Linked DNA regions of Homo sapiens: all the other regions are linked to region 3. A link is a loop called in an ENCODE intact Hi-C map of the cell type or tissue named here. Cell type or tissue: MCF 10A. All regions are shown on one strand. Links, peaks and the distances in the headings refer to the core of each region. The heading gives the core; the rest is flanking DNA.

Region 1 (11,072 bases), core at 4,751-7,250, 300 kb before region 3:
CACCATTAGTGGTTAATGTCATAAACTTTTTAATTCCCTTATAACTTTTTAGCCTGGCTTTCCCCTAAATCCCAAGCTTTATATTGTTATGTGACTCTATAAATGTCTTATCAACCAAGAATCATATATTTTTATATAAAAAAAAGATGCCTTACAGGGTAGAAAAGATGGAAGAAAAACAGAAAGATAGTGTATTGAAATAACTAAATTGAAGTTTATTATTTACAGTTATATTAAGTTGAAGTTTATTATTGTTACAATTGTTATGAAAAGCTATATGCATTACAGACACTGAAATTAATGCCGTGTATTCCCATCAGCTTCTCAGAACTCTTTCATCACAAGGTAGAATGACAGGATGCGACATTTATTTGGCTAAATTAATTTTCTAGACATTTTAAAATCATAACTGAATGTTGTCACTTCTCATATTGATAACTTCAATGTACAATTGGAGTTTGCAGATACAAATACAAGTAAGTTGTCCCAAACCATAAAACAAACCTCAAACATTTAACTCTTCAAATATTTATCCTGGTTTCAGTGTTTAATGACACTCCTGCAATGTGTCAGCTACTGCAAATCAACACTCTATCACACAGTGTATACGGTTTTAAGACAAATAGCTAAAAATCATGCATGGATAAATAGCAAAACTGGCATAAATAGCTCATTGTTACAGCAAACCTTTAATGAAAGAGAAAAGTAGAATGATGGTTACCAAAGTCTGGGAAGGGCAGTAGTGAGGGGAGGGGAGAAGGGGTTGTTTAATGGGTCGAAAAATACAGTTAGATAGAAGTAATAAGATCTGGTGTTCAGTAACAGAATAGAGTGACTATTCTTAACAATAATTTGCTGCATATTTCAAAGTAACTAAAAGAGTGGAATTGGAATGTTCCTAATAGAAAGAAATGATAAATGCTTGAGGTGATGAATGTCTCCATTATCCTGCTTTGATCACTACACATTGTATGCTTGAATCAAAATATCACATGTACCCCATAAATATGTACACCTGTTATGTATTCACACTAATTAAAATTTTAAAAAAATAATAAAAGAAGAACCTCGGAAAAAAAGACAGAAGAGTACCATATTCAATTTTCAAAGCACAACAATTAAACTTTGTAAATGAATTAATTCTGTGGAAAACAAGAAGTTAATATCTCAGTTTTTGAATTCTTCATATTCTATTCTATTTGAATGCATTACATCTTAGGTCAATAACAGGAGGAATTATACTCAAATACCTACAGAATAGAGGAATTTGACAAATACTGGCCTGTAATTTCTAAACTATAGCTTAAAGCAACTCTGAGGAAACTCTGAAGAAAATAAAATATGATCTACATGTGTATTTTGAATTTTTAAAATTTCTTTTTAAGTAGTAAAAATCTTCAATTCAATTTAAAATATATAATTCAATATATAAATTGTCACTCAAAATGTAATTAATGTGATATATTAATAATGAAATATTTTATATTATTTTTTCATATTGTTTTAAAAATCTGACAGCCTGAGGAACATAGTGAGAACTCATTTCTACAAAAAAAATTTTAAAAATTAGCTGGGCATGGTGGTGCTTACCTGTAATCTCAGCTACTCAGGAGACTGAGGTGAGGGAATCACTCGAGCCCAGGAGTTTAAGGTTACTGTGAGCTATGATCACACCATTGTAGCCTGGGAGACAGAGTGAGATTCTGTTGCTAATAAAAATTTGAAAATAAAAGTAAAATACTTATTGCACACTTTAATATTTATCATTCACTTAAAATACTTGATCTGTATGTAAATTTTATAAATTCATAGTCAAAATTTGTTGATTCACATACCTATTTTGCTGCAAACATAATTAAAAGTTTCCCAATGACTCAAAGTGCCAGTTTTTTCTTTAAATTTAAATTTAAGTAAAATAAAATGAAAATATAAGCTCTTCAGTTGCCCTAGCCACAGTTCAAGTGGTCCATGGTCACTACTATTGGACACCATAAGTTCAGAGTATGCAAACAATGGCTATAAAAAGGTTCATGATACATTCTGATACAAATATTCAAATAATGTCATCTACAACAAATTTTTATTTTAAAATAATGTGGTAAGTTGTTAAGAAATGACATTAGTCACAGATTTTGATTGTTACTTAATCTGCTTTGATATATTTGATTGTGAACACTTAAAGATTTTTAAATGCTGATATTTAGTTATCTTTAAAAGCTACTTAGTATTAAACAATTTGCAAAACCTAAATTCCCAACATTGAATTTCCTAATATAGGACTGTATATTCTTAAAATTTTATTCACATTTTAAGAAAATATACTATATACACATTGTTACTATTGGGTAAAAGTTCATTTAAGTGACATTTTATTCAACAGAAATCCTATGAAGCAAAGAATCTTTCTTTATTGAGTTTAAAGAACACAATAAAAATTATAGATTCTGTGAACAGCTCAGTTTTGAGACACAGAGGCAATGTATTGGCATTAAAGTAGAAGTTCTATCTTATTGAGGATAACTTTGTATCATAGCTGTCTTTTATTCTTAGTTTCATATTAAATTTGAAGAGTGTAGCTTCAAAGATACATTTGGACCTAGGACTTTGAGAGGCTGAGGTGGTTGGATTGCTTGAGGCCAGGAGTTTGAGACCAGCCTGGGCAGCATAGAAAAACCCCGTCTCTACTAAAAACACAAAAATTAGCCAGACATGGCGGCATGCTCCTGTAATCCCAGCTACTTGGGAGGCTGAGGTGGGAGGATTGATTGAGCATGGGAGGCGGAGATTGCAGTGAGCTAAGATCACACCACAGCTTCAGCCTGGGAGACTGAATGAGACCCCGTCTCAAAAAAAAAAAAAAAAAAAACAAGAAAGAAAGAGAGAAAGAAGACAGAAGATGAAAGACAGAAAGAAGACATTTGGAAATTTTGTAAAGAGAAGTGTATACTAAAATATTGTTTCTGGAAATATTAGACTGTTGGGTTAGAGCAAAACTACTTGCTTAAAATTATAAGAAATGCTAGATAAATACTTTAATTTTTAATTGTGTGAATATATGACTAAGCTCATTTAAAAAAGGGTAAATATTTAGGGACCAAAAACAAAGACGAAGCTGAAAGTCCTTTAAGTACTTGATATGGTTTGGATTTGCGTCCCCACCCAAACCTTTTGTCCAATTTTAATCCCCAGTGTCGGAGGAGGGGTCTGGTGGGAGGTGATTGGATCATGGGGGCAGACTTCCCACTTGCTGTTCTTAGGATAGTGAATGAGAGCTCAAGTGATCTGATTGTTTAAAAGTGTGGGGCACCTTCCCTGTCACCCTCTTTCTCCCTCTCCAGCCACGTAAGACGTGCCTCCTTCTACTCCACCTTCTGCCATGATTGTAAGTTTCCTTGGGCCTCTCCAGCTATGCTGCTTGTATAGCCTGCAGAACTGTGAGTCAATTAAACCTCTTTTCTTTATAAATTACCCAGTCTCAGGTAATTCTTTTTTATTTATTTATTTTTATTTATTTATTTTTTATTATACTTTAAGTTCTCGGTAGTTCTTTATAGCAATGTGAGAATGGACTAATACCGTACTGTACTGAAAACTGTGGCTGCTGTGTAGGTCTTTAGCAGGGTTGGTTACAGTCTTGGTGTTTTGCAATTGGTCCACACATTCTTTGAAATTCCCTTCAAAATGTGAGGCCTCCCTTCCCCATGAGATAGCTTATTGCCCTGTTTAACTTCTTTTTATCAATCACCATAATGTCAAATCATCTATACTATCTGTTTATTTGAGGCAGAAACTTTGTCCTATTTATCACTGGATCCCATTACAGAGAAATGCATTCTGAAATGAATTAATGTAGCCATGTACTTGTAAACACATATTTTATGCCTATGCATATATAACAAAATATTGATGTTTAATCTTACAGTTAAATACATACCTTTAAATAAACTTATATTTTAATGTGTTATATATATATATTATATACATATAAATTGTCAATTAACCATATTACAGATAATGCTGCATTTTGATACTCCTGGTGTTAATTTAACGAAAGAATGCAAAATACTATTACTATAAAGATTAGAGTTCATTAGGAAAATTAAAAATAAATGTGAATAACATGCAACCTAACTTTGCCTGTGTTTATATATTATTTGGCCTACCAAACCGCATATGATTAAAATAATACAACGATTTAAATAATACCTTGACATATTTTATCAAGGCATTTAAGCATCTGAGAAATACTACTGAATAGATTTGACTCGATGCATTTTCTGTAGAATCTATAGGACAAGGCAATAATTATACCTTATAATTTCACTTTTCTTCCAAATTCATACCGTTATTATGCCAAGTCCGTTTATACTTTCTACATAATGAGTTTGCTGTGACAAGCCTCCTCTTGGAACTTAGGCTGTAATGCATTTACTGGCTGCAACATGAAACTTATTTTACTTTCACAGCACTTTTTCCTATTAAAGTGCACATTTGTCTGTGGATCCTGCTGGGTCCCATGATTTATGAATATAATTCTGACAGATGACTGTATTGTGTTTATATTTGAAAGTGAATTAGCAGTTAGAATAATTATAATGTTAGCATAATTGCAACTTAGGTCTATTTAATAAAATTTCACTTTGAAAATAACTGTTTGAGCTTCACCTCAAAGTGTCTATCTCAGCAAGGAATCTTTAGCGAATCATAGCATACATTACTTCGTTAATTTGGTGTCACTCTTAGAAGGCTTTCCAAACCTGCCCAATTTTTCATGTTACAAGATTTTACTAAAGGACTTGTCGCTACCTTGCTGGTCACTACAGGCAAGGCAAAGACATGCCCACAGTATCAAATGCGGGACTTCCACGTTGCACATCTCTACGGCGTGATTTTAAAAGCATGCCTTTCCCCTTCAGTAAAGAAAGGCACAGAGATACCTGTAGGAATGGCAACGCAGGAGCTCTGGAGTAGAATCTTTCTAGAACTACAAAATGATGACATGACGACTGTAACATAAAGACTATTTATATTGCAGATAAAGTCTCCAAAATTAAAAGAAAAAAGTGTTTAGGCAATTCTCCTCTGTTTATCATAAGATAATGCTAGGTTAGTGAAAGACAACAGAGAAGTCAGCATATGCTAACAAAGGAAATTGGAAGCAAGCAAAGAACGACACTTGTAAAATAACTCCACATTTGATGAAAAAAGACTGTATTTAAAACAATTTTTTCATTCAATGATATACTAGAAATTGAATTATTAGTAAAATTCAGTTTTTTCTTTCTTCCTAATACTTAAAAATCCACTTATTCACCTAATTTAGTACCCTTAATATTTTTCCAGTAATATTATTGGAAAGAAAACACTAGATAATATGGCTTCATGAGAGATAATAGTTTTAAAAATTCTCATCAAAAGAATTACAAAGCCAGGTAGGCAGTAAATAGCAACAGCTTTAAACTGCTCTGTAGAATATATCCATAAAAACAAAATGGCCCTTTGAATGTAAAAGTTTGTGGTATAAGGGATACTCAATATAATATAAATTAAAATGAATAAATTTAAATAATTTTTCTCTTGAATTTCTGTACTAATAGAAACAAATATGCATACTTAAATCAGAAGTATAACTAACTAATTAACCCTCAATTCATTTTCTGAATATGTGTATGCCTGATATTTGGAGAACTTTTTTTCCAATATGATAAAGCCGTCATAAAATCCCTACTTTAAAAAATTTATATAAATTGTTGTGGAAGGAGTGCAATTTTGTTACATATGTGGTGGTCACGTCAGGAGTTTAGGGTATTCCTCACCTGAATAACGTACATTGTATTCAGTAAGTAATTTCTCAGCTTCCACTTCTTCTCACTTGTGCCCTTCCAAGTCTCCGGGGTCCATCATCACACTCTCTACATCCAGTTGTACACCGTTTGTAACACCCTCTTATGAGTGAGAACATGTGATATTTGTATTTCTGTAACTTTCATGGTTACTTTTAATTTTCAGTCTTCTTCTACTGTCTCCTTCTAAGAAGTATATGCTCTGCCACTAGATGGTGATATAAAGTTAAAGCAGCTTTAGTGTCCCTGTAAAGACAAAAACTCTAAAAAAGTATATAGCCAACAAAGCTAGTTTTAAATGAAATACTGCATTAATTTAATTTGCATTCATCTCCCCAAATCTTAACTAATGATTAAGACAAATTCAAATTGTATATTCATTATGTGTTTATTTGTGACTTAGAATGGATTTCCTATAGAAATTATATTTTGGAACATTAATTAGTTTGCATGTCTATAAAAACTATATATATATTATAGTTGAATTATCCATACCTGCATACTGATACTTAAGTGTACATAATACTACAAAAGATGGCTCTTCAACATGAACCCGTTGTAATTACAAAGAGAAATAGATCAAGTTTCAACTAGAACAGCAGAGCTGCCCAACAGCAGAGCTGCCTCATAGACAGATTCTGGTCAAAAACACTTCTTGACAGCCTCTACTCTTTTCTAAGCACAAAGGCAGTCCAGGAGCATTGTTACAATATCCTTAGTTCTCTTCTTGCCCACCCTAGGGGACTAGAACACCGTATCAGGCAATAAAAATGAGTGGTAGAAAATATATAGCTATATAATTAAAGTGTTTAAATTAAAAATATTCAATTTGTACTAATATTATTTAAGATACCTGCTAGACTATAAACATGTTTTTTAGAAAAGAAAAAAAATTAACATTCTTAACTTATAAATAGTTCCCACAAATAGACAAGGGAAAAGAAAACCAACCAAAGTAAAAACTGAATAAAGTAAATGAAGAGGCAATTTACTAAATCCACAGTTGTCTATTAAACATGTAAAATTATGTTGGTACTCACTAGTCACTAGAAGCATGGAAAAACTAAAAATTATCTTGTTTTACCCAACAGATTGATAATATACAATGTTGACAAAATATTGAGAACAAATATTGCAAAAGCTTTTTGGGAGAGCAATTTGATTGTATTTATTAAAATTTGCTTAACAATTACACATCTGCATGAGAGATCCTACAGAAATATTAACTTCGGTGCACACACAGACACACAAAAGGATATTATGCAGCATTTGCTAATGGTGCAACAAAAACAGCAAGCATATTCATCAGTAGAAGGATAGCTCAAATGTGGGTAAGACACTTTGCTGAAATTAAATAGAATAGAGTTGATTAATAAAATAACACCAAATGACAATCTCCAAAATGCATCAAATGAAGAATTACAGTGAGTTTTAGAAACATATCTATGATATTATCATATTTATCTAAACGAAAAATATGTATCTCAATCGTATTTTTGAATTTACCAATTCTAAGCATAAATGGACAGTAAAAGGTCTGGAGGGATGCACGCTGTTTCCAACAGAAGAAAAAGAAGGAAGTGGGACAATGACACTGAAGGGGGACTTTTATTATTTACTCTTAAGAACTTTATATGGTGGAAATCTTTATATTGTTGATTTTTTTTCTTCATTTTTAAATGTTTTGTTTCGTTTCGTTTTGTTTTTTTTAGACGGAGTCTCGCTCTGTCTCCCAGGCTGGAGTGCAGTGGTGCGATCTCAGCTCACTGCAAGCTCCGCCTCCCGGGTTCACGCCATTCTCCTGCCTCAGCCTCCCGAGTAGCTGGGACTACAGGTGCCCACCACCACGCCTGGCTAATTTTTTGTATTTTTAGTAGAGACGGGGTTTCACCGCGTTAGTCAGGATAGTCTCGATCCCCTGACCTCGTGATCCTCCCGCCTTGGTCTCCCAAAGTGCTGGGATTACAGGCGTGAGCCACCGCGCCCGGTCTTAAATGTTTATTGTTTGATTACCAAAAAGATAACTTTAACTTGTTACAGGACGTGACAAACAGATTCACATTCAACATTATGTAATTGCTCAAAAACTGGGAGATAATAGTTGTATTTTCATACATTTATAATTGAACAGTCTATATTTTATAGAACATTAGTAAAATTTCTTAAAGTTTGCACAATAACAATTGACAACAATCCTGGTGTGCCCAGTTGACTAAGATGTCATCTTGATGTTTATAAACTATAATCAGAACCATTTCATGATGATGATATTCTGAAATATAAACAAATTTAAATTGTCTAAGTTATGGTCATTTTAGCACTAAGGTATATTAATTTTTTAATTTTTTTTAAATGTTGACTAGGAATAAGGTTCTATAATGAAGTAAATTGTCCAAAGATTAACATTGCAAGAATCTGATAACAATTTTGGTAATACAGACATCATTGTCATTAGCTTTGAAGCCCTTTGTCTCTTCTGCCTTAGGAGGATTCCTTTACAATCGTGCAGATCATTGAAATGTAATGTCAGAACTTTTTCTGTTTTTGTTCTTTTCATTTATTCAGATAATTCAATTCATTCAAAAATATTATTTTTCTGGGCACCCTGCTAGATGCTTGTCAGGTAATCAGGACAATGAGGCAAAATTCCTGTTTATAGGGATCGTCTTTTTGCCTGTGGTCCACACGTATGCTCACTCTTACATGCTAGAAGCATGAACAACAGTAAAACAGATAACCTTATTGACTTTGTTATAATAATAACAATAACACAATTTTATGTGAGAATTAGATGATTTTACATAAAATAAACATTTTTATTCCTTAGAAAAAGAAGTGGTGTTCACATTGCGCTAATTATTCATTGTATTTACTTTATATTTTGTATTTCTAAATATAGTTTTCTTTTGCTTGTTTGTAACTGAAAATAATTTGATTCATATTAAAATTATTTTTCAGTAGCTTTATTTGTTGAACCAAAATTTTACTGAAAAAATGTCAGTACATGTAGACATAAGTCATTCATTTTCACAGTGGTGTTACAATTTTATGAACTTGTAATATTATTTTTCATTCTATTATTACCAGTTTTTATTGTTACTTGTTTTCATCGTCAGATTTTTTGACACATGGTGTGTTTAGAAACACTCTCCTACCTGTTTCCTGGGGGCATGTTTACAACTATTCATGAAATAATGGAATGGTTGGCTTACAGGATTGGTTCCTCTTCGGCGTGGCTAGATAATGGCAAATTGTTTTCAGGTTGTGTGTGTGATGTAGATTCAGAGCAGTGATATGTAAACAGTTGTGATTGCTGCAAATCCTTTCATGCACTTGATAATTCAGAAACACTAGTAATTGTCAATCTGTGAGCATGAACTATTGCCTCATGTGGTTTTAATTTGCATTTCCCTGATTAATAATGAAGCAGTGCAAGTTTTTGTATGTTTATTGACCACTTTTGTTTCCTTTCCTCTAAAATTCAAGTGTTTTGTGTGATTGCGTGCGTGTGTGTGTGTGTGTGTGTGTGTGTGTGTGTGTGTGTGTGTGTGGTTAAAGACTCACTGGCATGTTTATCTATTCAGAAGAAGAGTAAATATCAGTTTTATGGGATGAAAATATCTTTTGTAAATGTGTGACTTTTATTTCCATTTAATTTATGGTCTACATTAAGGAGCAGAATTTCTTAACATTAATATTCTCAAACATTTCCTTCTTTTCTTTTGTGGTTTATGCTTCTTGAGCTGCCATGTATTAGAAATGCTTTCCTATCCAAAGGAGTAAGGATATTCTTCCATATTATTTTTAAAATATTTTATTATGCTTTTGACATTTACAATTAGATCTTTAATAAAGCTGAAGTTGAATTTGTGATTTAAGATAGAAGTTCTGTTGTTTCTCCATATGGATGGTGTATTAATGTGAACCACTTTATTAAACATCCATGCTTTCCTGCCTTGCTAGGCAACATCATATCTTTTCAATGGCATTTTCAAATGGGAGTGGTATTTTGGTGAGTCCATTTTTCCCTTCCATTACTGAATCTTCCCTTTCTACACCAAATACCCTCTATCCTAATTACCAGAGCTTTATATAAGTAATCATAAATAATGAGTAAAGTAGTTTCATGTAGCTGTATTTGTTTCCTGGGGCCGCTATAAAAATGTACCACTCTGGGTGGCTTAAACACCAGCAATTTATTTTCTCACAGTCTGAAGGCTAAAAGTCCAAGATCAAGGGGTCCACAGGGTTGTTTTCTTCTGAAGCCTCTCTCATGTTGATGTCCATCTTCTCCCTGTGTCTTCAGCTGGTCTTTCTTCTGTACATTTCTGTAACCTAATCTCTTGTCACGAGGACAACAGTCATATTGGATTAGGCCCACCTCGGGACTTCACTTCACTGTATCCTAAATACTTCTTTAAGACCACCATCTCCAAATACAGTCACATTCTGAGCTTCTGGATTTAGGATGTCAACCTATGAATATTAGGAGGACACAATTCATCTCCTGACAGTAGCCCTATGAAAACAAAACCTTTTAATCTTTCCAATTCTTATGTATTTTGTTTCCCTTTCTCAATTCCACCCCTATTCCATGGTCACCACTATTCTGACTTCTAAAACTATTTTATTTGCATGTTCTTTTGCCTGTAATATTTTGTAGCTACTTTTGCTCATCACAATATATTTGAGAGTGAGAGTCAGTCATGTTATTCCATGGGTCAATAATTTATTCTTTTTATTGCTGTATGGTATTCTATTCTCTGAGTATACTAATGACCAAATGGGCTGCTAGTCAATTCCTCTGATGAATATTTGGGTTATTTCTAGTTTTAAGCTAGATGAAGTTGCTATGAACATTTTAATATTGGTTTTTGCTAAGAACTGAATTGTGTCCCCATAAAGTTTATAGGTTTAGACCCTCAATGTGAGTATTCGAAGGTAGGGTTTATCCTGAGGTAATTAAGGTTAAATCAGTTCATAAGGGTGGGGCCCTGGCCTGATAGATTAGTGTCTTAGTGCATTTTGTGTTGCTATAAAAGAATTCCTGAGACTAAGTAATTTATAAAGAACAGAAATATATTTATCATAGCCCTGAAGACTAGGACATTTAATATCAAGGTACCAGCATCTGGTGCAGGTTTTCTCGCTGGTTTCTTACCTGGTAGCAGGTGGAAGTGGCAAAAGGGGATGAACATAGGGTCCCCACATGGCAGAAGAACATAAGAC
Region 2 (11,072 bases), core at 4,705-7,204, 170 kb before region 3:
CACCTCCCGAGTAGCTGGAATTACAGGCACATGCCACCACACCCAGCTAATTTTTTTTATTTTTAGTAGAGACGGGGTTTCACAATGTTGCCCAGGTTGGTCTTGAACTCCTGACCTCAGGTGATCCCCCCGCCTCGGCCTCCCAAAGTGCTGGGATTACAGGCATGAGCCACCGCGCCTGGCCCAGCCTTCACTTTTTTTTTCCTTCTCCACTTGAGTCTACTCTTCAGGTCCTTAATTGGGACACCGTGGCAGCTGCTCCTAGAGTCATGTCTATGTGCTGATTTGGGGTTATGACCATGTATTCACCAATCTGAGCCAAGAGGAAAATTGGAACAGAGGGGCAGCATTTTTAAAAAGTGGATTTGTACAGTTTGCAGAGCCACCAGTAGACCATGATTCTTGATCATCTTGAAGTAAAATATAATTTCTTGTGTGTTTTGATGTGACAGTAGGTTGCAGGGAGATGTTAAATGTTTAATAAACTCACTTCTGGTAAAATTCAAAGTCAGATGAAAAGTGTGTGGTGATCCCCAATATTTGTTTAAATGTTACTGGACACCCAATTCATATATTCAGAAATCAGTGCTCTGGAGCCCTGGGTTTCATGTTTCTTTCCTGCCCCACACCTAAGGGAAGCTGTATCCTTCTGACCCTGAGAGTGAGCACAGTGACCTCTGTGGGACGGCCATGATATCTGTGGGACTGTTGTGACCTCTATGGGAAGCCTGTGACCTCTTGGGACTGCTGTGACCTCTGTAAGATGACTGTGGCCTCTCTGGGATCACCATGAGCCCCTGGCCCCTCCTGGATCCGGCTCCCAGGGCTTCACTACACTCCCTCAGTGCACGTGCCTCAGCCCATCAATGCATTCATTGCTTTGACTTTTGCAATGAATGATTGTTTCATAATGGCTTTCTTTTACCGTTTTTACTCCAATGTGGTATGCATATCCTTCTGTGTCATTACTAGAAGACTAATAGCTTTTAACAGCATAAGTGTCTGTTATAACTACATCAAGAAGATGAAGTGTATTTTTCAGTCATTCTATGGTTGATGAGCATTTACATTTTTTCCTACTTCTTGTTAACCTGAAGAAGGAGGGCTGGATTCTGGATAGGCAAAAGCATCTGACATTTACTATCAGCACAGAATTTCATTTTCCTCTTAAGTAACAAATCCTATGTCTTCTTACTCTTCATTCCATTAATTTTTTTTCATAGCACCTTTCTTTATCATCATGCTTTGTAGTAAATGCACTTACGTACTTCTGATGATCCTTTTTACCTTCTTGACCATCTATTCTCTTCTTCCTCTAACTCAATTTTTCCCCATTTCTCACTTATTTGATATTATTTCTGATCTGTACCACTGATCTCATTTGCTGTCTGTGCTTCATCTCACATCTTAAAATGATGCTCAAATTTATATCTCAAGTTTTCACTTTTCTCTTTAACTCCTAACCAACATTTACAGCTTTTTGCTGCATATGTCCATGTGAATATTGTATACATGTAAAATGACCAAATATAAACACATTATTTTCCTTCTATGTCCCCGTCTTTGTTGACTTAATGCCTTAATCTAAAATTCCAACCCAGAAAGCTCAAACCATCCCTGCCACCCTTCCTCTGAATCCCTTCTATAATGTCCATTCACACAGCCCCCATTGTATTCATCTGAATTATTATTAAAAGGTTATGCAAGCTTTCTCCAGTCTATCTCATTCTCCTATCTGTTCTTGACACCATGATTACGTCTTTGCTAACAGATAGTCCTTCCCCAGTATCTCGCTATCCCCAAGATATTGATGGTTCCACATTGCCTAAGATTCTAATTATCTAGGAACGAACATATAGATGTTTTTATGGACTTTTTATTTTCATCATGAATACCCTCACTTCACTACATTTTGTCATCAGTAATTATTAGTGACCATCTTGCAAAAAGGATTTGCAATTTTTTATGGCTCCACCACATACTCTTGTGGCCAATTTTTGCTTTTTTAGTTTATTTATATCTTAATGTCCACTTTTCTATAAAATTTCAGCAGATCTCTAGTGTGGCAAAATAAATTTATATATTTTAGAATCTGCCTAGTTGATTCTTAAGATCAGCTAATTTGGGAACCACTACAATAAATACCACTTTGCATCAAAAGTACATTTAGCCTCATAGTGAATCCTGTGGTTATCTTTCTTTCTGTTAATTTGGTAACTACTTTAGGATTGGAACACTGTGTTGTTATCTATTGATTTATTCCTAACGTACTAAAATTGTAGTCTCCTACATATGATGGATGTTAACTAATTACTTAATAGAGAAAAATAGACTGTAAATATATAGATACATACATAGTCGAATTCAGAAACAACAGTTGGAATGCAGATTTTCAAATAATTAAGTAAAATTTGCAATGTAGAGTCCAGTATCTGGGTATGAGTTTATAAGAGGATACCTAATCTGAAGATTTTTATTATTTTCAAGATATCTTCTCTCTCCCTTAGTGATATTCTTAGCCTTAAAGTGTAGAAATAAGGTCTTTGATCCACATCCTCACGTTGACCTACTTCCTCAATTATTTCTTATGAACCTAAACTTCTGTTATTTCTGTTTTCTTTTAGCACCTCTTTCTAGTCAAATCTCACTTTATCTCCTCATCACAACTGTTTCCTCAGCTGTCACCAAACCTTTTGATCTAAGGAGTTCAATTTACGACAAACAATTTTTCATCGTCTAATAGCTCCTTTCCAAAGCTGCTTCCAAAATGCATACAAAATATAATATACGACACCACAAACTGGAAATGAGTAATTAAAAGTACTTTACTAATTAAGTTATGCAACTAATTATATATTGTAATAAACCCCAAATCCTACACCCAAATTTAACAGAATTAGTTAGATTGGAAATTAAACAGATGTTCCTTTTGTGTTGGTCTTCAAACATGACAGTGGTCACACTGCTGTCTTTTCATAGACACAGGCAGTGAGAATCTGTGCATTTAAAGAATAACGACTTCCTTTTCTTAGGCTGCTCAGCGTGTCCGAGTGAAGACACGACTACAGAGCAGTGGCCAGAAACTTCAACAACACAATCCAGTATGGAACGCAGCATTCTGCCTCCTCCACTCCCCCCATATTCTCTACATTCTCTATGTTGTTTCTCTATGTTCTCTTTAGTCCTGAGTGCATCCCTTAATCAACACATTTTTAAAGCACCTATTATGTGCTGCATAGGGTTACAATGTTAGGAAAACAAAGCATTTGTCCTTGAGAAGTTCTCAGTATAATGGGAGATATAGGAATAAAAATGCTAATTAAAATGCAGTTCTTTCATTGCTAAAAAGTATGTCTAAAGGATTGTGACTGAAAAAATTCATTTTGATATGATTCACTTTATCAAGAATTTTCAGAAAAAAAAAATCTTACGCCTTATGATCACAGTAACTCTTTGAGGTGGGCACTACTTTCACCACTAGTTTCCACATGAAGAAATGGACATTTAGAGCAATTCAGATGTTTTTGCAGATTTATATGTCTAGTGAATGAAGAAAGTTAAATATAATTCCCAAACTGTTGAAATCTAAGTCCAACATTCTTTTCACTTCTACATTGGAGTTGTACACTCAGAAATATTAGTTTAACTATCCTAGACTTCCAGTGAAGGACGTAGGGAGGAGTTACTTTGGTGCACACACACCTATAAGAATGCACACATACACACCACATTTCTGAGAATATGACTTCTTATATAAAAATCAGAATTTAGAGTAGTAAAATGTAAACCCAAGCTGTTGAGAAAATGTAGGATTACAAGGAAATTATTTAATTTTATTCAACAAATGCTCATCAATTTTAAAAACTGTCTACTTTGCTAGACACCAAGGTTTATCCCTTCAACATTTGTGCAACAAACTTGCACAGAGAAAGTTCTTGACCAAAAGAGGAAACAAACAAATTTATAGAAATGTATTATAATAAATTCTATTAACAGGCAGACACCCTACAAGCAAATGAAGGATAAGGAAAACCATCTTATTCCGTTCAGGGTATAGGGAGTGGGAGTTAGGCAAGCTTTCGCAGAGAAGATAGTACTTACATGAAGTTTTGAGAGTATAACAGTGAAGAAGAGTTACTTATGAGACAAATGAGGAAATAATAATATTATTCTAGGTTATATCACATGCAAAACAAGGAACTTAGCTCAATTGGTAAAAATATAATTTATTGAGAGTATTTGCCATCACTTTTAAATGATCAGTTAGTCAATTTTTGAGAAGCTGAGAAGCCTCCAAATAACTTATATGCTTAATGTTGAACTATCTTCATGTAATTTTTAGAAATTTCACCTTGTCACTCAAATGACAGAAAGATGATTGTTAATTGCCATGTCCCCTTCACTGCTGCCAGTGACACCTCACGCTATGGAATAGTTGGCAGATAGCATGCTCATCATAGCTGCCAAGAAGTTCCAGAGCTGGAACCGGAAGATCTGCCGCTGTCATACCGATTATTTATTCTCTTCTTTTTCTTAGAAGTCATTGGTCAGGGATCACAACTACTCAACAGCCTACCAAAGTGGAAAGCATACTCAGCCTTCTGATTTCACAATCTTCCTTAGTTCTCAAATAGAACATTTAGCTGGCTAATGGATTTTTCACTTTTCAACCAGTGGTTCAGAGGTCATAGTCACAAAATGCATTTTTGCCTTGGTGGTTAACACATGGTATTGTACCAGCAGCATTCGGCCATTCAGGAATGTTATTTTCCTTTCTGAGTAGGTTACCTGGCTCCTATTCCTCTTGTTCACTGGGGAAGAAATAATTACTCATCTCCCAGCTCCTTTGATGAGTTAACAGGACATACATTGTAACCCCAGAGACCTAGACAACTCTTATTTATTTCCTTTGCAGGTCAAGGCACAGTTCTGCATGATGTGGAAGTTAAGTCACTACTTAAATTACTTCTTGTAAATAAGACTCATTAACCGTGGTGACCTGAGAACACTTTCAATTTAAGATGCTGCCCAGTGAGGAGAGGCCATAGATTAATCCTGCTGCTGCTGCAGATTCAGCTTCTCTCTGCTTTTTACTCAGACACTCACGTTTGGCTCCCTAGCTAAAAGAGAAACTCTTTCACCTTCCTCCACATCTACTTACTTCTTTTTATCTGAACCTGAGATTTGATGTTTACGTTTAAAAACAGAAAGAGGAAATGATCAAGAAATGTGGGTTTGGTGTTCTGACGAACCATGGGAAAAGGCCATAGAAATTAACTTCACAGGTGCCAAAATCCGTGGTGAGGTATCATTCTTGGGAACCACTCAGGAAAACACCTCAGCCACATAATTCTGAAATAAATATTTCAATTTTAAACTTAAAAAAATACATAATTCAATTTTTAAAGTGTCCTGAAAAATCTCTAAATGTAGAGTAATTTATTTTAATAACAATCAAACTCAACTTATATAACTTATGCATATTTTATTAGAAGAGACAAATTTTCAGAGTGGAAAAATCTTTCAAATTTCTTGTCGAAGACAGAAAATAAGGCATCTTTGTGTTTACAAAACTGATTGACACAGATGTTCTTTTTGTATATTTTAATGGACTGTATGTAATAGAAAGGTGAAATTGACCTGGAAGCCAAAATGCTTTGGACTGAGGCAAAAGAATACCACAAGTGAAAACTGGAATTACACTAACAGCAACCCTTAACTGCCATTGTCATTTCCAATCTTTTCCTGAGAATAACATGTAAAACCAGGTGTGATTCTTATAGACAGGAAAATAAAATAAAATAAGTACTTGTTTATGCTAGGACCAATTCTACAGGATTGTAAATCTATTTCTTTCCCAGTCCTCCAAAAAGTTTTTATTTGTATCAAGTTATAAAAATACCCTAGACATACCTATATGTTCTAATGCAATATTAATCTTTTACCTTTGAAAACATCCTACAACAACACCAAACACTAGGTGTAAATGAGTCACACATTTCTGGAAGTTGTGATGTAACTCCTGTCTTGGCTGGAGAAAGAAGATTTTCTGCCAAGACGATAAGAAGAGTACTTTCTGAGAGTGGTTTTATAGTGATCAGCCTTGTTGAGGGCAAAAAAATCGTGTCTAAAATGAGCATGATCAGAAAGAATATTAACTAGAAGAGGTGGATAGCATATGGTGTGTTTTCAGAGACGCTGCAAACCCCAGATTACCAATATACTTGAAATTTCCTCTATGATAGCTTCTCTTTGGGATAAATCATTATTCTTCATCTCTGGGAAGATCAAATGCTAATCCGGGAGATATTTATAAGTAGACATCAAATTCTAAATATCTGTAAGTATCAAAGTACTCATATATATGATTCCATCTTTTACCAGGTTTACCAGCGTGCCCAAGAGGCAGAATCTAAAATATATAAAATAATTGGACAATAATCACATGTTAAACAGTGTGAAACTCAGGACTGTAAAGAGCTCAGATGTAAAAAATACTATCCTGCACTAGCGTAGGCATAGGAAATTGCACTTGTAAATAATATGTAGGATTTACACAATCCAAAAAGACTAAAACCAGAATTTCAGGAAGACGAAGTAGTATTAGTGGGAGAAAAAATGGTTACAGGAACCCAGAATATATGACAGAAAGTAAGCAGACTTACTTGACCAAAATGGAGTTTTAGGAGTTAAAATGTTTTGAAAAATACTGGGAAATACAAGTCACATTCAAAGCTGGTGCTAGAGAACTCTCATGTAAACATATGGGATGATTTTAGATCTTTACACTAGTGTGTTTTGACAAAATTATCCAGAAGTGACATGGAAGAAGGATAAGACAGAGGGAGTGACCCAGAGCCAAAGTAACAAGGTAGATACTTTATACTAATCTGGACCATGATTATTATTTTCATTGTCTGGAAACCAGAACAGTGTCTGCCTCATCATAATTCTTAAATAACATTTTTTCCTTTTGAATTAATAACAAATGTACATGTCCTTCCTGAGTCACTGGGATTTTGAAAGAACCAAATTGAAAATGCTTTCAAAACCGTAAAGCACAATCCAAATATGAGTTGTCATTGTATTAAATAAAGAATAAGAGGACTAGATGTGGAAGTTAACAGTAGAGCCATCTCAAAATTTGTTAAATGAGAGAAGACAAAAGCTCGTGTCCTTGCAAAGTAGTATAAAGTGGGCTTGTTTTGATGAGATCAATGAGAAGCAAAATCTTTAGATCTCACAAGAAATAAGAGCATATCTCATGAAGATGTTTTATGGAGTAAAGCGCAGGTGAGAGATCCGAATATAAACAGAGATGAGAGTAATAGGAAATATTCACAGTTTAAGATATGCCAGGTATCATGACAATTACATTAATATTGCGTTCATGATGTTAATTGTGTCCTGTAGTTCTGACACAACTTTAAGAGGTGGATATTGTCACTTATTGTCAACATCTCCCCTAAGGTTCCAGCAGCTCTAAGAGGTGAAGTTAGGATTCATGACTAGCCAGTCTGATTCAGAGCCTATGCATGTGTCACTCCACTCAAATAGGGATGGTTATAATAGTGGGATTAAGCTCACAAAGATAATTTGATACATGCAGAGAGTAAGCCAGATCTGTAAACATGGCCTCTGTATTCACCTATTATTTAGGTTCTTAGAAAAATAAGTATCAAAAAGTCAGGGAATAAGTGCTTAGGGAAGAGGAGGGGAAAAATGAGGAGAATACGATGCCTTGAAAACCAAAATGCACTGCGTTCATTATAGCCTGCTTGTGTATAACATCCTTAACAATTATAGAGGTAATCTCTTCAGAAAGGTAGGCTAGGGAATTGGGAGACTAGACAGGTAGATCCTAATGAGCATGTAGGTTGTATAAATCAGTGGTTCTCAACTGAAGCAATTTTGCCACCCATGCAATAGTTAGCAATATCTGAGGATGCTTTTGATTTTCAAAACTTGGGTGGGGGAGTTACTACCATCTTGTGAATAGAGACCAGGAATGCTGCAAATATCCTACAATGCATAGAGGACAGCTCCATAACAGACGGTGTCCATGCCCAAATGTCAACAGAGCCAGGTTGAGAAATCTTTCTATGGATGCGTCTAAAGTCCAGGTAGCAACTCACAGAGCAAAAGTGGAGTGTAACACTGAAATACCCTGGGCATTTAGGAAAAGATTATGGAATGTGAGGGTCACAAAGTGCCAAGTCTAATGTGTTGTCTATACCAGACCTACCTTAGGCAGCTCTGGAGCTTCTGTTGGCCACATTTCTCCCTAACACTGTGTTGCTTTGCTCAGTGATATGTTCTGGTTCTGTGCCCTCACCCAAATCTCATCTTGAATTATAATTTGAATTGTAATCTCTGTGTCTTGGGGAGGCACCTTGTGGGAGGTGATTAGATCATGGAGGGGGTCGCCCCATGCTGTTCTCATGATAGTGAGTGAGTTCTCATGAGATATGCTGGTTTTATAAGGGACTTTTCCCCTTCACTCTGCACTTCTGTCTCCTGCTGCCATGTGAAAAAGGACATGTTTGCTTCCCCTTCTCCCATGATTGTAAGTTTCCTGAAGACTCCCCAGCCATGTGGAACGGTCAGTCATTTAAACCTCTTTCCTTTATAATTACCCAATTTCGGGTATTTCTTCATAGAAGCATGAAAATGAACTAGTACACTCAGCCTTAGCTGATGCTTAAAGATAATTAACTTTGTTTAGTCTCTTCAGTCTCACTGTCTGTGGCTGGCCAATATCATTCGCCATGTTTCTAGCTCATCTCTGCACTTCCTCACTGTATAGACTCCCATGCCATAAGGCAGTGTCTCTGTTCTCGAGATGATGTTGAAGGCAGCACACGTGTGCTTGCTGGACACGCAACGGGTCATTCTATAGCCTCTCGTGAGGCAGTGACCAGCATAATGATGTGGGACCTGCATTGCTCCCCATGCTATTCTGCCTCATAACCCCTACTCTTGCTATCCTGGGGTTCCACCTTCCACTGAAGTATGAGTAATAAAGCTTAGTCTCAGTCGCTGCTTTCTACAGGTCTTAGGCTAAGAAAATAGTCTTCAAATTCACCGAGGAACTTGCAAGGTATAGAATATATTCTGCATTTCAACTTCAGAATATATTGGCAGTTATTAAATACATGAAGACTCATTTTTTACATTTTAATGGTCAGGTCAACTAGCAAAGATGGAGAAAATTTAATAATTTGACAAGCTGTGAATCCCAGCGAACATATAGAAATGTTGTATTAGAATTCTAGAAAGTGATGCTTGAAAGAATGGGAAATAATGGTGGAGCTTCCCTGTTCAAATTACCAACCAGAACAGACTTAGTATGTCATTTAAAGAATATAGACTGCCCAAAACCCTCAGATATAACCTTCTTAAACAGATATTTGTAACTTCCAAAGAAGAGTATTCTGCTAGGGCCACTAAATAAGCTTGAACCAGGTTATATGAAATAATATGATAGTTCTACCATAGGTACTAGTTTCAGTAATTTCTTATTAGAAATACGGAAAGCCGTTACATCAAATATTTGCAATCAGTATTCATTCTTGTATATAAATAGGAAAATATCCTAGCATTTAAAATAGGCATTATAGAATCATCTGCTTATAGAATATATCAACTGTTGTCTTTAACATTGTTGCCATTTTACATTTCTCATTTTACTGTCTGGAATAAGGCAGTTGTTGCTTAATCTACAAACATGGTTATAGTATTCAACTATACCTGAAAGAAAATTCAGATAATCAATTTAGCTATAATAGGGGAGGATGATCCTTCACATAATTAAAGAATGATATTTGTTCCAACCATGCACAATTTTCCCCACATACCGATGCAGACTGCATTGTGCCTTTGCCCCGCAAAGACAAGATTGTCCATTGTTAAACATTATCTGTAAGTATTAATATATTAAATGTTGAGTGTTTATTCAAGTCATCTGAAAAGTCATGTGTTTTCCTGAGAAAGCCATTAATATCACTATGCTACATCTAACATAAAGGGAACATAGTCGTTGATGTTAGGACAAAACAGTCGGTGATGTTCTATCCAGGAGGAATATGCATATACAGAAAACATGATTCCTTTAAATTAATTTTGGCCAATTACTCAGAGTTAAAAAATACAAACTGCATGATAGTCCTAACAAAAATTAGCTGAGCATGGTGGTGTGCACCTGTAGTCCCAGCTGCTCTGCAGGCTGAGGCAGGAGAATTGCTTGAACTCAGGAGGCTGAGGTTGCAGTGAGCCAAGATCACGCCACTGCACTTCAGCCTGGGCGACAGAGTGAGACTCCGCCAAAAAAAAATTTAATTAATTAATTAATGATGAAGATTATCATGTTAGTTATTAGGTGTGATATTTATTGAAACTTCAGAGCATAAAACAGGATAAAAGTAAAATATTATTTTGTTATTTTTTCATATAAAGTATTGCTAGTCAGTGTGGCTTCTGAACCACCAGAATCACTCTCAGCACTACTTCTAATTTCTTTATTTCTCTAGTATATCTAACATTGATGAGTTCAAATATTTTATGTAGTTATCTCCTATTATAAACAGAGATAGATGATAGATAGATATAGATACATGTCATGAAATTTCCTCATTTATTTTAACCTTCAATTATCAATAATGATGCCTTAAAATGTTTTAGGAAGTGCAAACATTTTTTGGTATGTGTGTATATATATATATATATATATATATATATATATATATATATATATACATATAGATTTTACAAATAGACTTATACCATTTTGGAGGAAATGTTTTTTAATGTAATTTTCAGAAAATTCTATATATACTTTATTACGACTTCTGAATTAAAATCCTGGCAAAATTCTACATCTCACTTCACATTCACACATCATTATTTTTCAGAACAGACAATCTCCTTTTCATAGATTCATATAAAGCAATAACTATGAAGTGGAAAAAGTATATCTATTTAAACATGCCAAATTCAAAATAATCAAAATACTCAGGCATCCCAGGCTGAGGTGAAGAAGACCTGAACAGCAAGCAGGCTTTGTCATCAAGACC
Region 3 (11,072 bases), core at 5,663-8,162:
CTAGGCTACTAACAGGCTTTTTAAGATCTTTATAAATCACCCTCAGTAATTGCCCTCCTATTGCTCATATCGTTGGAAGGATGATGCTTGAAATGTGAGATACTTGACTGGCACTCAGCGATTTGTTTGTTGCAGTGTTTGTTTGCCTTTAATTAGTGCTCTGATCATGTGGATGATAGCTTCTGGGCTAGGTCACCTAACTGCCCGCATGTAGCAAATGGAAAGGAGGAACTGTGGTGAGCCCGTGGGTAGCTTCCATTTCTGCACTTCCTCACTTGTCTGCCAGGCTTTCCTTTTCCTCAGTTCTCACCTCAGAATCTTATCTGGTGTCTCAATCATGCAGACATTATTCTGAGCTAGTGTCCTCACTGGAGAATGTCCCTGTCAACCAATCCTTACTGATGAGGAATTTTACATAATGAGGACTTTTATTCACTCCAGCTAGGGCAGTCTGCATTTTAAATGAGGATTCACAAAGACTGAAAACCATACTGTTTTCAAAGGAATTAAATGTGGAGGATATACTTCTAGACTATAAGACAAGCTACAGAGAGGCAGAAACAACTGACCAACAGCATCGCAGCGTTCTTTAGCTCCTATAGTTCATGCATTTATTAACTGGATGTTCATTGAGTACCTACTGTATATTAGGCACTGGAAGCAATGGATAAAAAGTCTGTCCCTCTTCTCCAGGAGTAGCAGACAAACAGAAAATATAATTATGGTAAATACAAAGGGCTGTGGTTAAATTTAGGACAAAAAACTTATAACATGTCTTAAACATGCTTGAAAATTTGGATCACAGGAAAAGTTTGCCTCTTCCCATTTTTCTGTTCCTTTCATGTAGATATTACTCTATTTACACTCTATCTATACCTTAGGGAGGGTGTCTGCACCTTTCATGTGACAACAGTTAAAAGAAATAGGCATTTTAGAGGCAAATGAGTTTTATTGAAATAAGAGAAAGTTATCTCACCTTCAAAGCCCATGTTCTGATAGGCCCTGGATCAAGAACTTGTCCATGTGACCTTAGGAGTCCTTTAGGCACTTAAACCTCCAGTTCTCAAAGAGATGCATAGAACTTTCTGTCATCCAAGAGTGTTGCAGCTTCAGTGTTTTAAAATTGTAAAATTGTTCACTGTTCCATTAAAACTGCTTTTAAGAACATTTATCCCTTGATTTTTCAAAACAAAATTGTATCGTTTTTCCTGTGTTCCTGTTGTATAGATGAATCATTCAAATTTTGGAGTAGTTAAGTGGCTTATGCACATTGATACAACTAATAACTGGAGAGCTAATATCCAAACCCACTCTTTATAACTTTAAATTCTTCTTGCTTCTTTTTACTCATACTGGGATTCAGATTCTTCATTTCATACTCAGTAGAGTTTCTCCTTGATACCCAGTTCTTAACAACAGCCTTGGGATAAAAAAATTGATCATTTATTTTATTAACTTTCTTTTGACATTAAGCAACAGTTTAAATTTGTTAAAGGTCAAGCGGTTGTGAATGCTTAGTGGTACAGTAGGAAAATAATAATAACAACGGGCAAAATCTTTTTAGATCATTTATGCTTTATCTGTTTTAGCTTCTAAAACAATCCTGAAGGATGAATAATTATCATGAGTATAGCAGAGTTTAATTTTCCCTGTTGCTCCAAAATTTTAATGAAAACTTTACGGTTGAGAGAAATAGGTAAATAAAAAAACTTCCTAAAATTCTAAAGACAATTGTTGAATAAAATTTAAGTAAATGAGTTTGTGCTTCATATTTAACTTTTAACTTTCCAATAGGCTTTATTAAATGGAAAACTGAAATTTACAAAGTCTTAGAGTAGAAGCATTTTTATCCTGGCTAGGGATTCTCTAAGAGAACCAGTAGCACCAAGATGCACTGGAACAGTGCAACAAGAGAGTTCATGCCTTAGGGTTTAGAAGCATACAAGCAAAGGGAATGGTGCCCACTTCTTACTAGAAAAATTTCACAGGCTGGAGTCTGGGCGGAGGAGCCTGGGATGACAGTAGAAGTGTGCAGGAAGCACTAAGTCAAGCCTGTACTACCACCTCTTGGTTTAACAATAATGTATAAGTTACCTACAAGCCAAGTGGTCACTGCTGAAACCATCTTGAAAGAACCTGCCCATCCAGGTGGCATATCAGGGAGATGAAACCTAGAGATGTCACAAGACTCATCTTAAGATGTCAGTCAAAGAGAATTGGTCAGGAAGGAGTCCAAAGTGCTCACATAACTATGTCCTCTGAGTGAGAACCGTGATGTAAATACCTGCCACTCACAATGTATTCATCTGAAGCCTAGAGTTAACCACAGATATCACCAGCTAAAGGTACAAACTTTTTCTCCTTTGTCTTTAACCTCTTTCTTAGCTAGGGAGTTGCAGAAGATGAGAGGGGTGAGGGAACCAGGAAGAAGGAGGACAGGCTTGTTTCCTTTTTCTTTCTGTAGGTCTCTCATAGAGATACCTGTCATAGGGGATGGTGATGGGGACGGAGAATGTTTTGTGTGGCTATTGTAGAGATACCTGTCATAGGGGATGGTGATGGGGAGGGAGAATGTTTTGTGTGGCTATTGTAGAGATACCTGTCATAGGGGATGGTGATGGGGACGGAGAATGTTTTGTGTAGCTATTGTAGAGATACCTGTCATAGAGGATGGTGATGGGGAGGGAGAATGTTTTGTGTGGCTGTTGGCTCTTACGCAGCTTTACTATCAGAAAGTGAGTCCTAAAAGGTTTTTGTTGGTGGTGGTGTTTGTTTTTTAAGAACTGAAAATCTATAGGATCCCCCCAAGCTCTCATTCAAGGACAAGGAAAAGGAAATTCTACATTAGCCAGAGCATATAATTGGAAATAAAGTAATATTATTATTCTTTGAATACCATAGAGATAAGTTCAGTAAATCAGTTACATATATAACTATATTCCTATATTATAATTAAGAAAATAGAAGCTTGGGAAAGCTAAGAAACTTTGACCAAAAATCAGCCACTTTAAAAATTGCAGCCTAAAAATTTCCATCTTGTGTTGTCTGACTCTAAACCGTTGCTGTTAACTTCTGTGCAGTTCGTCCTATGAAAATCAAAATGATTAATTAGGTTTAGTCACAGATATTGTCACCGTAAGGAAGAATAATACTTTGACTCAGTTTTTATTTTACTGACCAATGCAATGATTACTTTTTCTTATATCCAGACCACTTGGCATTCGCTTATTTATCTTACTGCATTTTCTATGGAAATTCAATTCAGAATTCAGAGCTATGTACCAGGAATTCCCTAGATGTACCCTGCACATGTTTATGATGTCCAAACTTGCGCTCATTTGCCCCAGATCCCCAAATGAATGCCACATTCTGAAAAATACCCCAAGCACAAGTTTTTTCCTGTTTATTGAACAATAGCACAATATTCTCTTGTGAACAATAGAATATTATTATTCTGTTGAACAATAATACATCTTGATTTATTGAAGATTAGCACAATATTTACACGGAAATTCAAGTCCACATCACACGAGACATATTTGACTTATCCTTTTCCTTCTATCTTCAGTCAATCACGGATTCCTGGGGGATCTGCATTCTAAAACTTCTCATGTGCTTTTCCTTTTCTCCATTCCTACAGGCATTACATTTGTTTTTGTACCCAGTATCTCACCTGATCAAATTTAATAGCTATCTCCTTTCTTTCAAACATCTTTTCTATTGATGTAGCAGAGTTAGATCCGAGATACACGAAACAAAAATCTGATTGTATCCATCCCCGGATTAAAATTGCTCAGTAGCTTAGTATACCGTTTCTTACCATGACAATCAAGGGCTTTAACACTCTCATCCCTGTCTGTACAACCAGCCTTCCTTCAGTATCCTCCCTCTGAAACAAGTCCTCCATTCATGCAAAACGATTTGCAATATAAATATTCTGTGCTTTGGTTTATGTTTATCCTGCCTGTGATGTCCTTCTTAACTCGTTCATTTATTTATACATTTATTAATCAGATAAATATTATGTACTTGTTCTATGTAAGCTTCTACTGTACTAGGTACTGGGAACACGGTGAATATCCAGACCAATGTGGACCTCAGTCTTAAGAACCTCAGTTAGAAATATTAAGTCACATATTTAAATCATTAATTAAAGTTACAATAAGTGGGGTAAAGGAGAAGAAGAAAATGTATAAGGAGAGTATGACAAGTGTACCTGAACTAACTTATGAGATAAGTATAAGACTTCCCTGAAAAAGAGACTTCAAGTTGAGGTTGATAGGTTGATGGAAGTCAACCACGCAGAAGAATGGTGGATCACGGGCTGGCAGAGAAAGGGGGAGCACCCTGGGCAGTGGAAACAGCCTGTGCAAAATTTTTGCTCAGAGGTGAGAAGCAGCAGGGCACGTCTGGGCTCTAAAAGAAGGCGGTGAGTCTACAGCATGGGCTGTGCTCAAATCCAAGTACTGGAAGATGGCCTACTTGAGAAATTCTGTCTTTTATGAATTTTCCCTGAATACTACTCCTTGAGTCATTCCGTTCCTTTTACCCCTTCCCTCTTCCTACGTCAAGGCCAAGAAGCTGCCCCGTCTCAGTGTTATCACTGTAAGAGATATGCATGTTTCTTGTTGCCCTCTCACACTGTGTTGTAATTATCTCTTTACGTATTTATTTGTTTTCCTCTCACGACCCTGTGGGATTTCTAAGGAAGTAACCATAAATCATATGTGTTTTCCAAACATTAGTTATAGTGTCGACACGTGGAAGAATATACATGAAATATAATTTTCTTCTCACCCATTTATTTCTACAGTTACTGCAGTTTTTACTTGAATGTCCCATTTCTTCCTCAAATTTAAGAATATCAATATTTTTGCAAGAAGGTAATGCTTTTGTTCTGCATTTATATTTGGAGTAATGGTTCTGCCAACTTCGGGCTCACCAAACAATAAACCGTAGAAATACCCATCATTCTTCCTTCTCATTTCACCTCTACATCCTTCAGAAAGGCTTTCTAATTATTCCTTGAATCTATGTCTTAGCTTTCTACCTCAGCACTAATTCAGGCTTTCCTAATTTCATACCTGAGTTACTAGAATAGAATAAACAGGAGTTTTAACTTGTATTCCTACTTTGGATTTGCTCCTCCTGTATTACCCAAACAGCTGTTAAAGTGGACTTCCTACAATTCATGCCTGATCATATACTGGTCTAATTAAACTTCTTTAATTACCTCTTTGCCTCCAGAATAAAAGGCAAACTCCTTAGCAGGATCTACAGAGTGTTTCGTGATCTCTCCTTCTCCATCATCTCATCTCTGGATGCTGTGGTGCCCAGAACGTTGATCTAACACCATCTTGAAGCACACATGCTGATCTCCAGGTGCACCACGATTTGTGCCCTTGAAAATGCTGTTTGCTCAATCTTTCTGGAGAAAGTTTGCCACATATTCGGACTTAGTAAATTAGAACTCCTACCTTGAAACCCAGATGAAGGTTCAATTTTCCCCAGGATTCCTTTCCTCACCATTCTCCTATGTGAGGGACTTCTTGTATTATAATCTTTTAATATAATATTATATTTTATGTAATATTGTGTTAAATTATATTGTTTTATGTAATATATTATTTTAAATGTTATTTTATATATGATATTAAAAGATTATAATTATATAATCTTTTTCGATAATTTATTCTTGTATTACAATCTTTTTATTATAATAGTCTCCACTCTCCCCAAAATATTGTGAATTCTTCAGCTGAGGAGTTTTGCTTTAGTTTCTTATCGCCATGGACTGGGAATTAACATGTATTTAACACATTTTGCTCAAACAATCAAACAGTAAAAGCTGAAGAGAGCGTATTATTATTCGCCCATTCCGAGAGAAAGTTGAAGATGACTGAAGAACTAAAAATACATAAATGAATTAAGTAATTATAAACATAAATTTCCTGTAGCTCCAACATGACTTTGATCTGAGTAATAGTGTTGTGAAATAGATTACTACATGATTTTCATTGCTTTTATATTATATATAGTAATTAATATTCAGAATAGTTGATTAACTTTCTTAAGTGTCACATAATTTAAAAATGAAATTGCTGTTTGCCCCAGATATGTTTTTCTGTGTTCTTTTTAAATTTCAGTGAAATTTTCTTATACTCCCTTCATTAAATCTATTATCTGGTTTCTAAACCTTTACCTATTTAATGTCTCTTTTCCTTTCTTTCTAAAAAGTAACTGGTTAAACTACAGTTTTGTCATTTATGAAATTTTTTCTGTTATTATTGTAGGGATAGTCAATATTATCATTTTAAGGATAGTTAAAACTTATTTTGCAATTAATACGTATTTTACAGTACACTAATATGCATATATGTTGTATTTTATTAAAATATTAAAATGTTTTTTAAACAAAAATATTGTCCGAAGCTCTAAATACCAGAGTATTGATTTTAAAGTCTGCCAAGACAATAATACAAGTAACACAACTAAGCCTTTCTTTAAATAATAAAACGAGTATCTAAATGAAAATATATCTGTCTCTTGTAGGTTGGGTGTTAAAATGTTGTATTCACTTTGGACTTGCTAATTTATCATAGGAATGTTAAAGAGGTGGAAGTCGTAAGTGTGAAAATACATATTTTCAAGAAAGAAATTGAGCTAGTTAATGAGATATATAATAATGTTTTGTATGGGGATGCTACACCAGCTATTTCGTGCAGGGACGTTTAGAGTCTTCAGTTGTACACAGTTGTTTTAAAATGAAGACTAGTTTAGTAGGCCCCCAAAGAAGGCATTAATTTTTCAGTTTTTGAAAGTCAGCGGATATATGCACGACAAAAATTCCATGCCATCCCTGAGTCATATCCTCTTCTGGTTCTCACCCCACTACTGAGAACCTGAGATAATAGGAGAGTATGAGCAATGTGGCAGGCCTGTAGTTGGGTTCGGGGATGTCGTGAGAGTCAGAAAAGCATTGAGCAACAGGGAGTTAGTGAGAGACGGTAATGGAGTCAGAATTCATTTACTAAACCAGTTTTACTTCAGAATTATTATGGTGCAAGCATGGTTCAAAATAGGGCAGATTAGAATGAAGAAGATAGAGCTTGTAGTTTAGTGGGAAATGTGACATTAAAGTAGAATAAAGCATTTGGGGTCATACTGGAGAAAATAGGATGATATCAGAGAATACAGCAAAATAACTTAACGGCCTAGAGGTCAGAGAAAGTCTTCTTGAAATATTAGCATTCAAGTACAGATCTAAAGTAGGAGGATTTAACCAGGTGAAGTGCTTAAATGTCAGAAATATCTATGACTCAAACAGCTTGGCAGTGAAAAACGGTAGATTCATATTTTGGGAAAGCTGTTTTGTATGGATGTATCAATATACAGATGCGTCAAAGTTTCCTCCAGTTCTACCGATGATTACAGAGAATTTAAATAACATATATATGGAGTCTTTAAGTTGAATTCACAAAAGTAATAGGTTAGAGCTGTGTGGAGACTATGGAGACTACAGTCCATCTCTTGAATTGATGACCCATTTTTCAACTGAGTGTTGAGAATATGAAGAGCATTAGAGACATTTACATAGCCTTCTAAAAATGTCATCCATTTTGGAAATAGAAGCCTGAATTCTAGACTATATAAATTATGAGACAATTTTTTATAAAGTGTATCTGTCTGTTCAGAAAACATGATTATGATTAATTTGTGTATAAATCTGTATGTTTATTACACTGCTCTACTATACATGTGAAAATATGCATATAAACCTCAACACTATAAAGTTTGGTACTAAAAAGTGAATTGTAATCAACCATACTTCAGCCTGTCCATTAATAGCAGCCTATACAAATGAGAGCAGCAGGCAGAATAAATTGGGTTAGTCTAGTCAAACATCAATCCCTTGGATGACACTAAGAAGCCAGAAAATGTTGTGTAACAGGACTTAGACACATCAACTACCAGATGTTACCTAGAAGCTCAAGAGACAGAGTCGTAAGATCTGCTTATTGCAATGTATGGGTTAATAAAATCTAAAGAGGACTACTTGGCTATTTTTTAATTCTTTTGAAGTATTATTTAGAAGTGGTTTTTCCTGAGAGATAAATGTAGGTAAATAAAATCTGAAGGGTTTATATCACTGAGGGGGAAAAAGAAAAAAACTTGATCTTTATGAGTGTAATGCACCTTTCTCTAATTTCAGACCTGAGACTTACTAACTGTTACAAACAATAATGTTTTTCCCAAAATATTTTGAGTCATATTAAATTTTTTAGAGTGCTGTTGTGGAATTTTTAAATAAATTTTAGGGTGATTTTTATTCTACTTTTTTAAGAATTACAAATTATTTTATATGGCCTCAAATTTTAAGAATTAGGAAATTGGAGAATTAGCAAGAATTCTGAATATATCATCCAATTCATCTATCAATTATTCATTTACTAATGTGCTAAGCACTAGAGTTAACAAATAATTGAAAATCAGACACTATTTATATCCTACTTAGGGAAACAGGGAGTACCATGTGATTTTGTCATAATAAAGATAAGTACATCACTTTAAGGAAGTAAGGGCCTTTAACTCAAACTATGCTACAATATAGAATAACACTTTCAAGAGACAACACCAACACTTATATTGAAGCACTTAGAAGAGTTACCTAGGAAGAAGGCATGAAAGGGAAGTTCTAAACTATATGACTACAATACCCAAAGACAAATACTGGCATTGCTTTTCCACCACAAAAATTGCAAGTGATTTAGTTTGCGTGAAATAAAAGCTTTGCACAGAAACGTAATGAGGAATATGTTTGGAAAAGTTATACAAGATGTATGTGAGTGTTTTTTATGCTAATCTAATTGAGTTTAGTCTTGAAACAATGAAACTGCCAAAATATTTTAGATACGAAAATTATCACATTTGAGACATAGAATCACCATTGGATCACAAGATAGAAAGTATATTGGGAGAGGGTGGAATTGTTGATGAGTTGGGAAGCTGTAAAAGATGTCCAGGTGAATTAAAGTACTAGTGGTAGCATTGAATATGCACAGGGAGATACAGCTTCAGAATTACAGAGATGTTAAAATTTATAACATATGCTGTCTGATTGTCTGAAGGAAGAGACAGTGAGTTATATTGCTACATCTTTCATTTGAGGTACCTTTGAGATATGGAAGTGGAGTTAACCCAGTGTCTTTTATCTGACACACCAGACTGTAATTCTATGAAGAAATAGATCATTTTCATTCATTGTTGTGGCTTCAGTTGTTAAATAGGATTTTACATTGTTAGAAGATGTGGTCTGTGGAATCAGATGTGTTAGTCACTGGTATGGAGGTGGTGGTAGAAATCATGGATGTGGATGGTATTGCTCAGCTAAGAAATATCGAGAAGGACGAAGACAGACCATCTGAGTAGGTTTGCTGGCAAGTGAATAGATGGGCTGTTGTTTGAGGAGCCAGAAATAAATACTGAAATGGCTGGCCAGAAGAGCACAGTGAAGTATCAGGTAGTGGGGTAAGGGGGTCTTGAAAACCAAGAGGAAGAGACATATTCTGTTACCTTGATGAGGTAATAGTATACCTCATCAAGAAGATTTTGCAGTCAGAAGGCATAATTGACAACCCTATCAAGTACAGTTTTTCCTGCAGTGGTAAATGAAAACTCAATGTTCAGAGAAGAAAATAGGGGATAAAAAGTGAACAACTGGAACCCATAAGTGTAGCATAATCTTTCGGAAACCTTTTCTGTGAAAGGAATCTTGTGATGGAAGGATTAAGAAAGAGGAGATGGTGAATTTGAGGGAAAATGCAGTCAAAGTGGAGGTGGTTAAAATTCATCTTTTGTTGCTTTATGCAAGACTCAGTTCAACTAGGAATCAGGATTAAGACAGATTTTCATATGCTTTGCCTGTAACCTGGAGAAATCCATCCCCTCCCCACCACATCCTACCTCCACACCAAAAGCTGCTCCTAAAAAATTCTGGCAGTCTTCTGTAATACATCTGTTCATTGAGGAATTGTAAGCCAACCCTCAGACCTTATGATCATTGTTATTTTTGTCATTTGTGTTTGTTTTTTGGACTCCTTGTTTAGATGCCCTGGTCCCTTTCACCGCCCAGCAAAGGTGATCTCACAAAATTTTTCTGAAAACACATGTGGCGCTACTGATGTCTCTGAAGTTGTGGCCTCCCTGCCAACCCGTTTCTGGGGTTTGGACGCTGTCCAGGGTGCTGAGTGTGTGGCTGCAGCCTCAACAGCCTTTGCCAATTTTGTTAGCACCATGCCTACTCTCGCAAGCCGGCACCAAGATAGCACTGCTGTTCCCGTCTCTTGGGAGGGCTGCTTCCTTCCCTGTGCCGCCGCTTCCTCTATGCTGTGGACGGCTTACATGCATGATCCTCTATGATGATAAAGCCATAGGTTTTATAGTACTTCCTTCATATTTCAGCCACATAGGTAGATGTGGGCCTGAATTGAGGCAATCTCACAGACACACACTATGATCCACCCCAAATCCCTTTATCTTGAACCTTTATTTGTATAACCAAGAGTCTGTGTCTCTTTTTGTGAGTGAAGTTTATTATTTTCCTCTGTGGATACACTGCGAATATATTCAGAAGTGTGCCAACCTGCTGAGTCAATCCTAGGGTAATGCAGTTTTGTCTGAAGCCAGAACTTCATACTTATATATGGTGTGTTGCCTTTAGAGATGCACTGATATGACAGAACAGGAAAGCAAGAGCAGCTCTGTCTCGCACACCCAGCTTAGAGCACCAGCGTGAACACTGTACTCCCTCCATTTAAGAGGTGCCCCCAAAATATTATTTTGTTACTTAGAGTTTTTATTCTGTTCTTATTATTCCATATTCTTTCAGTTTATCTTTTGGCAAAGGAGCAGCTAATTAGCTTGTATTCTAAAAATTAAGCATATATTTGGGGTAAACCAAGCATAGAACTATTTTAACAGCTACTGTAGAACCTAATGTGATATACATTTAAATATACATTTAAATTTCATAGTGTTCAGAAAATGCCAGGTGTGTCCAGGTAAAGTTGTTA

What was found. A loop is a pair of places that touch in the nucleus more often than their neighbours do. Peaks named below come from ENCODE experiments on the same cell type or tissue, not always from the same donor. Only the 100,000 strongest peaks of a DNase experiment are listed, where the experiment ranks them.
Region 1: it touches region 3 in a loop (4-fold over the local background); 3 of 110 quality-filtered maps call a loop at or near these places.
Region 2: it touches region 3 in a loop (4-fold over the local background); 2 of 110 quality-filtered maps call a loop at or near these places.

What each region holds. Positions count from the first base shown.
Region 1 is chr18:73,131,309-73,142,380 of GRCh38, reverse strand. No RefSeq gene overlaps it. Among named protein-coding and RNA genes, the nearest start is that of LINC02864, 130 kb to the left of the region's middle. In MCF 10A, for the core only: a CTCF peak has its summit at 6,041 (motif pointing right); no DNase peak of the experiment used is centred there.
Region 2 is chr18:73,001,478-73,012,549 of GRCh38, reverse strand. No RefSeq gene overlaps it. Among named protein-coding and RNA genes, the nearest start is that of NETO1-DT, 140 kb to the right of the region's middle. In MCF 10A, for the core only: no CTCF peak of the experiment used is centred there; DNase peaks (open chromatin) are centred at 4,729 and 6,019.
Region 3 is chr18:72,829,495-72,840,566 of GRCh38, reverse strand. The region is part of intron 4 of NETO1 (neuropilin and tolloid like 1); the gene reads left to right. Among named protein-coding and RNA genes, the nearest start is that of MIR548AV, 18 kb to the left of the region's middle. In MCF 10A, for the core only: no CTCF peak of the experiment used is centred there; a DNase peak (open chromatin) is centred at 6,936.